Regions from separate parts of the Homo sapiens genome. Here region 1 is linked to region 2. A link is a contact called in ENCODE Hi-C or POLR2A ChIA-PET data. All regions are on one chromosome and are shown on one strand. The core of a region is the stretch at or near the end of the contact, and the rest is flanking DNA. Distances in the headings are between cores, read along the strand shown.

Evidence for each region. Hi-C counts contacts between places; a loop is a spot of excess contacts on that map. ChIA-PET counts read pairs that join two places held with the same protein, here RNA polymerase II (POLR2A). Pooled maps may share reads with other maps.
Region 1: a pooled map shows a loop between it and region 2 (2.3-fold over the local background). The contact joins the enhancer-like site here to the promoter of CCDC134 in region 2. A Hi-C loop is called at or near these places in 1 of 50 pooled maps. POLR2A ChIA-PET finds 5 or more read pairs at or near these places in 3 of 52 experiments (B cell, activated CD4-positive, alpha-beta T cell and naive thymus-derived CD8-positive, alpha-beta T cell).

What each region holds. Positions count from the first base shown.
Region 1 is chr22:42,394,621-42,398,089 of GRCh38, forward strand. It overlaps NFAM1 (NFAT activating protein with ITAM motif 1), which reads right to left. Exons shown (of 6, transcript NM_145912.8): 4 at 3,238-3,336. Among named protein-coding and RNA genes, the nearest start is that of LINC01315, 27 kb to the left of the region's middle. RefSeq lists a silencer at 2,203-2,497. Within about 2 kb of position 2,216, at least 9 of the 41 ENCODE cell types and tissues checked have a DNase peak (open chromatin) inside an H3K27ac peak, as active enhancers do; they include B cell, where a contact is called at or near this core.
Region 2 is chr22:41,798,949-41,802,888 of GRCh38, forward strand. CCDC134 (coiled-coil domain containing 134) reads left to right here and starts at 1,731. Exons shown (of 7, transcript NM_024821.5): 1 at 1,731-1,818. It overlaps MEI1 (meiotic double-stranded break formation protein 1), which reads left to right. Exons shown (of 31, transcript NM_152513.4): 31 at 306-506. The coding sequence ends at 351. RefSeq lists enhancers at 552-1,538, 1,314-1,393, 1,464-1,543 and silencers at 1,014-1,103, 1,694-1,753.

The DNA.
Region 1 (3,469 bases), core at 966-3,465, 600 kb after region 2:
GTTCATACTGTAAGTGCACAAATTAGAAAAGAAGAAAGATAGGAAATTACTTAAGTATCCACCCAAAGAAGGAAGACTATATTTTAAAAAAAACCTTCCCCGGAGACTGGGAAACAAGACAAGGATACCTGCTATCACCACCTCTATTCACCATCATTGTATCAGAGGCCTCAGGCAGTGCAATAAAGTGGAAAAAAAATAAGGTATAAGGATTGGGCCGGGTGCGGTGGCTCACGCCTGTAATCCCAGCACTTTGAGAGGCCAAGGTGGGAGGATCACTTGAGCCCAGGAACTCAAAACCAGCCTGGGCAATATAGTGAGACCTTGTCTCTACAAAAAATTAAAAAACTCAAAACCAGCCTGGGCAATATAGTGAGACCTTGTCTCTACAAAAAATTAAAAAATTAGCCAAGTGCAGTGTCTCACACTCATAGTCCCAGCCACCCGGGAGGCTGAGGTGGGAAGATAGCTGGAGACCGGGAGGTGGAGGTTGAAGTAAGCCAAGATCACACCACTGCACTCCAGCCTGAGTGACAGAGAAAGACCCTGTCTCAAAAAAAAAAATAAAACAGGCCAAGCGTGGTGGCTCACGCCTGTAATCCCAGCACTTTAGGAGGCCGAGGCGGGTGGATCACCTGAAGTCAGGAGTTCGAGACCAGCCTGGCCAACATGGCAAAACCCCATTTCTACTAAAAATACAAAAAAATTAGCCAGGTATGGTGGTGGTCTCCTGTAATCCCAGCTACTCAGGAGGCTGAGACAGGAGAATCGCTTGAACAGGGGAGACAGAGGTTGAAGTGAGCTGAGATTGCACCGTTGCACTCCAGCCTGGGCGACAAAAGCAAGACTCTGTCTCAAAAAAAAATAATAATAAATATAAATAATAAAAATAAAATAAAATAATGAGGATTGGAAAGGAAAAAGTAAAACTTGCATTATTCATAGATGACATGACTGGGTTCGTAGAAAATCCAAAGGAAGGCCAGGCGCGGTGGCTCACACCTGTAATCCCAGCACTTTGGGAGGCTGAGGTGGGCGGACCACGAGGTCAGGAGATCGAGACCATCCTGGCTAACATGGTGAAACCCCGTCTCTACTAAAAATACAAAAAAATTAGCCGGGCGCAGTGGCGGGCACCTGTAGTCCCAGCTACTTGGGAGGCTGAGGCAAGAGAATGGCATGAACCTGGGAGGCAGAGCTTGCAGTGAGCCAAGATCGTGCCACTGCACTCCAGCCTGGGCGACAGAGCGAGACTCTGCTCAAAAAAAAAAAAAAAAGAAAGAAAAGAAGAAAAGTAAAGAAAGTGAAAATGGGGACAAAACCTTTACCCTAAAACCTTATCAAGAGGATTGATAAAATATAACAGGTGTAAAGTCCTGCCATGATCCCTGGCACATAGTAGGTACACAACAAATGGCTCTTGATACCATCATCGTTGTGACTGTCACTCTTCTCCGCCCAGGCCCAATCCCAGTTGGTAGACCCTTATGTCAAGGGCTTGGCAAAGTTCTATGACCTCTACTCTCCAAGCTGGCCTGCAACTCTGCAGGCAGTTAGGTCTGTTCACCTCACTCCAGAGAAGTCGGCCTGCATCCTAGAGGCTGTGAAACCCAGGCAAAAAGAAGCTCTGCTCAAAAGAGCTCTTCCGTTAAACATAATCTCATAGAAAGATATTTATTCACGTGGAAAGATGTTCATGAAAAAAATAGCTGTATTGCTCCAATTAAAAAAGAAGTATGTGTGAGTGCGTATGGGTTTCTTTGTATATATTTATAGAAAAAATACTGGAAAATATATTAGTCAATGTTCTTAGTATTTATCCTGGAAGAAGATGGGATTAGGATGCTGGTTATTTTCTTCTTTTATATATATATATATATATCTCACATATGTGTATGCTGGGGGAGAGGGAAAGTGAGAGTGAGAGGGAGAGAGAGAAATATTTTCATCTAACAGTTGACACCAGAATCCCTGGTAGGGAAAATACCACTATGAGATGCTGGGAGACAGGAGAGAGTATGAGGAAGTCTCCGGCCACGTGCAAAACCGTGGCTGACAGAAACTCCCCAGGATGGGGAAGCTGAAAGCCCTTTGAGAACCATCACATTCCACTTGGAACTGTTGGCACTGCCCCACAGGGACATTTCCTTGGCCTCGCTGCCACCCGCCCCATCCTCAGCAGACAAGGCTGTATCCTGGGCGTCCTCTGTGTGGTGTTCTGTGGCGTTATTAGGGTGAGTCAATGTTGTGGGAACAGAAACGACAGCACGTACGAGCAGAACCCAAGCACCATCGCAGCCAGGGGGCGTGCACCTGGGGGGCGTGCACCTGGGGAGCGTGCACCTGGGAACCTGCAGGGCCCCAGAAGGGCTGTGTGCCTTCCAGGCGTGGAGTGGGGAGCCCACCTGGCGGTGCCAGATCTCACGAGATGGGGACCCCAGCTGGCACTGGGTGGCATTTCTTCTTCCCTTGCTCTACTTGGAGCATATGTTGTTCGTGGAGCCGAAAGGAACGTAGCAAAAAGAGTGTTCCCAGCCCTCCCCGGCCCCAGCCGCTGGGCAGAGGGCTGCATGCTGGCTGGCTGGCCAGGCTGGGGCAGCCTGGCCTCCTCGGCCCCTACGCTGCACCCACCTTCCACTTCCTGGAGATGCACCCACATCTCCAGGAAAATTGTTTCAGAAAATGCCTACAACACAGCAGAGAGTGGAACAAACAGGGTCCCAACGCATGTCTGCGCTGTGATTGTGACCATGTAAGATAATATCTGCATGTGCCAGGAGGGGAGAGAGCAAATCATTACAAATCACTGATGTGTTAAGGGCGTGGGATGGCGCCTGACCTCTTCCTCTTTTTGTGATTTTTGTTGTTTATACAATAAAAACAGGAGGAAGTGGTAAGAGCTGTTTGGTCAGATGAAGGAGCTTTCTTCATTCTTCGCCAACTTGTGCCGTCACTACCCCTTGTCCCAGAATGAGGATCCATGCCAAGGAGGGGAACAGGGCATGGGGGGCACCTGACATTCGTATGCCTTCCAGGAGCCCTGCACGTGTCATCTCTTTTCAGCTTCAGAGAAATTCCATGAGGTAAGAATTGTTATCCCCATTTTATAGATGAGGAACTTGAGGCTAGGAGAGTCCACACAGCTGGTACAAGACTGAGCCAGACAGACCCTGGTACAAGACAGACTCTGCCTAAGGCCTGAAAGAGGTGGAGGGAGCCGGGGGCCCCGGGACTCACTGTGTAGACAGATTCTGAAGGATGCTGCTTGGGGCTGCTGGCAGATCTTGGATCTGGGCACTTCCTGGTGGGGTCCTTCCCTGGACCCCGCATCCGCTTCTGTAGGGAGAAAGGAGTCAGGGCCAGGGATGAGTGGCTCTCGTCTTCCTCCCCGCACAGACCCCCCAGGGGAAAGGATGGCAGATTGTCATGAGGTCACACAGAGATTCATCACTCAGTCCCTCCCACTCAC
Region 2 (3,940 bases), core at 481-2,980:
CCCAGAGACACTGCAGTCCAGAGATACTGCAGTCCAGAGGTGTGTGTGAGGGTAGTTTGCTTCCTCTGCACCCCTCTGGCTGCCTCCCTGGCTCTCTTCCTTGCCCCTTCCGTGCAATAGTTCCCTGTTGAATAGCAACTACCTAGCCCAGGTGTTCAGGACCCAATTTCAGAATCCATCCCACTATTCTCAGGAGCACTTCTGTTCTTGCCTGACCATTCTTGACTGTTTTGGGCTCTGGAAGTGTGATGCCCCCATGGTTGGCCCCACTTCTCTGCTGTTTTCCTCTCATGTTTTGCTGCCAGCTGCCTGGGAGGGGTGGCTGTATCCCTGTCCCACATCAGAAACTGATCCTCAGGACTTGAAGGCCCAGAAGTGGAGAGAGAATGAGACCTGGAGACAAAGGGCATAATTGTTGGGGAAATGGATGACAGCTGAAGCTATTCATATGGAGCCATATACTCTATTGTTGAAATAGAATAAGGAAATAAAATGATACACTCACATACCTGCGCGAGCTCTCCAAAAACACTGTACTACCTTGTCTACCAGGAGCTGGTTTCTCAGCCAGTTGGATAAGGGATTGTTTCAGCAAGGAGACTGATGGCCTCCTCAGGGAAGGAGGGACGGGACAGGATTTGTTCTTGTAACAGCATTCAAGGAGTCAGCTGGGTGCCTCAGCTGTACTCAGAGAACACCAGTCAGGCCATCCTGGGGCTGGCAGGGCAGAGAAAGGCCTAGGGGTTGGGGCTGCTGCGATTCAACAGCTCCCAGAGGCACTTGACCTGCTCCCTCGCCTCACGTGGAGGTGGATAGAGGTAAACTTTCCAGGCAAGGAGGGTCAAATTCTCAGCTTTCCTATCAGAACGAAACTGTCCCAGCCTCAGCCCTTGTCTGGCTAAAGTAGGTCACCTCTGTCCCTTCCCGTACAGCCGTCATCAGAACTGGTGTTTATGCACCCTCGTGGGTAGATCCTGGGAATGCATGTCCAGCTTGGTCCCCGGCATGAGGTCTGCGCTCGACAGTGCCTGCCCTGCGCCTGTTCTGGGGAGCTCAGCCCAGACCGGGCCTCCAGCTCCCTTCCCGCCCGGCAGGGGCCCCGGGCCCGGAGATGGCCACGCCACGCTGCCTTCTCGGGTCTGACTGTCCTGATCCTGCGCAAAAGTGGGGCTGCACTCGGCCTAACGAACGGACGAGGAAGCCCCCGCCGCACTTGGCTTATTAGTTGGTGGACCGGAGGGGCAAGGAGGGGATGCCCGAATCCTGCACTGAGTCTCTGAGGTCCTTAAAGAAGAACAAAAGTGCTAGTCACCGCCCACTAAACTCACGTTGCGATCTAAAGTTTAAAAACTCGGCCACAGACGACGACACAGTTTCAGGGAGGGCGCGCAGAAGGTCGCCCGGCCGACAGGAGCTGGGACCCCAGTTTGCTGATTCACGCCTTAAATTGGGCACAGACCCCACCCACAGATTTAACTTCCTCCAACACAAGCTAAATCCAGGGCCACGTACCCAGGGCCCGCAGGAGGGACAGGACGAGGATGGTGCCCACAGCGCGCTGGAGGCACGCCAGAGCCTGGAGGGGCAGGCAGGGGCGGTGGAGCGGGGCCGGAAGTGAGGCTAGCGGAGCCCCGCAGTGGCGGCTCGCGCTCATTGGCCGGGAGCAGCGCGGTGGGCGGGACGGAGCTCGGCGGTCTGCGCTCGGTTGCTAGCCGTTTGCTCCCGCTTTCAGTTGCTTTGCTGTTAGCCTGTTGGACCTTCGAGCCTAGCTGCTCGCACAGGACTCGGCCACCTGCCCTTCCTGCACCGACTGGCCAGGTAGGTGGCTGTAGGGGCCGCGGGCTGCAGGTTCCCGGGAAGGATAATGAGAGAACCGAGGGCCTCGAACCGGCTGCAGGTGGTGGGGAGGGAGTTTCGTGGACCTGGACGCCTCTGTTCCTTGAGAAGGCTCGCTCCCTCCTCCGGGAGCTCCGAAGGCTCGGGGTCAACCACCTGGGCCCCCGACCCCGGTAGCTGGCTCAAGGCCCGCCACTACCTGGTACCTCTGCAGGAGTTCAGAGCCTCATGCTGAGCCAGGAGGAGCTCCGGGTGACGCATACGGCAGGATCGGGATTGAGAGGCTGAAAAAGTGAGTTTAACAGTAGAGAAAGCAGGACCTGTCCCGCAGGCTGCTGTTCTGGCTTTTCTTTCCCACTACCTGCTTCAGTCATTGCCAGCTGTCTGGTATTCTCCTTGGCCCCTAAAGTTTTGCCCTAGCCTGGTTCTGGTTCCCTTGAGTTTGGAGCAGGAGGTGGAATGTGGAGGGTCCTGGGTGAACTTGGACTATTCCTTCTCTAGGTTTCACTTATCTCGTCTGCTTGGGGGTAGGGGGTTCTCCGGATGATCTCTGCAGCCCCTCACTGTCTGTAACTGAGCATCTCTCCCCTGGGGCAGGTGTCCTGGTAGTTCAGTAGCCAGCTCTGATCTCAGGTAGCCTGTGCTCATTTACAAAGAGTCAGAAGACAGAGCACTGGACTTAGAGCCAAACAGACACTTGGTTCAGCCTGGGAATAGCTGTGTGACTTTGGGCAGTCACCTCATTTTTCTGTGCCTTGATTTCACATTGGTAACATTGGGGAGTTGTAATCTGAGTGTGAGACCTCTCCTGACCACTTTATGTAATCTTGTACCTGACCGACACCCTCTCATCCCTCTGTGCTTATTTTACAAGTTTATTGATCAACTCTTATCCCTACTAGAGACAAGTACCATGAGTGCAGAGATTTTTGCTTATTTATTGCTGTATTCCCGCCTCTAGAACAGTGCCTAGAGTGTGGTAGGTACTGTCAACCTAAATAGCAGAGTGAGAGACTCTAAAAAAATGATGTTTACTTGGGAATAGACATTGTAGTGACAATATGTGTGCCATAGTAACCTGTGTACGTATTTGGGGAGGTAAAGGAAGACAAAGGTTTTGAAAAGGAAAAATGAGGATTACATGATTATTTTGAGATAGTTATCCTTGGCTACAAGGATGAATAGCAAGAGTGGTGCTAGTCTGAGGTTGGACAGGCAGTTGCAGGGCAGATGTCCTCACAGAAAGATTTTTCTGTGTAAGTTTGCAGTGGCCTTTGTGCAGGGTTGTGGTTTTTGCATTTTTTGTGATCTTGTTATCAGTCATTTGTGCATAAGAACCCTCTTTTCACAACCTTCCTCGGTTTTATTTGTCAGAGTTGTTGTTCTTGTTTTTTCCCATTGGAGAATCATGCTTTAAATTTGTCAGAGTTTTTAACACAAACGACTCTGTTTTGATTCTAACAACTTTCATATTTCCCCCTTTTGGTCAAGATCTTTCTCCAAAAACTTTACTGATCAGTCATCCTGTAGTTAGGTCCCTCAGTGCTGGGACGGACCTATCTTGGGTTGTTGGTCTCTTGCCATGTTGGAGACTAGGAGTCTCCAGTTGGAGACTGGTGACTAGGAGTCAGTGTCAAAACCCTTGTAGTGGTTGGGAGCAGGGGCTCACGTCTGTAATCCCAGTACTTTGGGAGGTCAAGGAGGGAGTATCACTTGAGTCCAGAAGTTCAAGACCAGCCTGGGCAACCGCCAAGGCGGGCGGATCACCTGAGGTTGAGAGTTCGAGACCAGCCTGACCAACATGAAGAAACCCGTCTCTACTAAAATACAAAAATATATATAAATAACATCCGGGCGCGGTGGCTCACACCTGTAATCCCAGCGCTTTGGGAGGCCGAGGCAGGCGGATCATGAGGTGAGGAGATCGAGACCATCCTGGCTAACACGGTGAAACCCCATCTCAACTAAAAATACAAAAAATTAGCCGGGCGTGGTGGCAGGTGCCTGTAGTCCCAGCTACTTGGGAGGCTGAGGCAGGAGAATGGCGTGAACCCAGGAGGCAGAGCTTGCAGTGAACCGAGATCGCACCACTGCACTCCAGCCT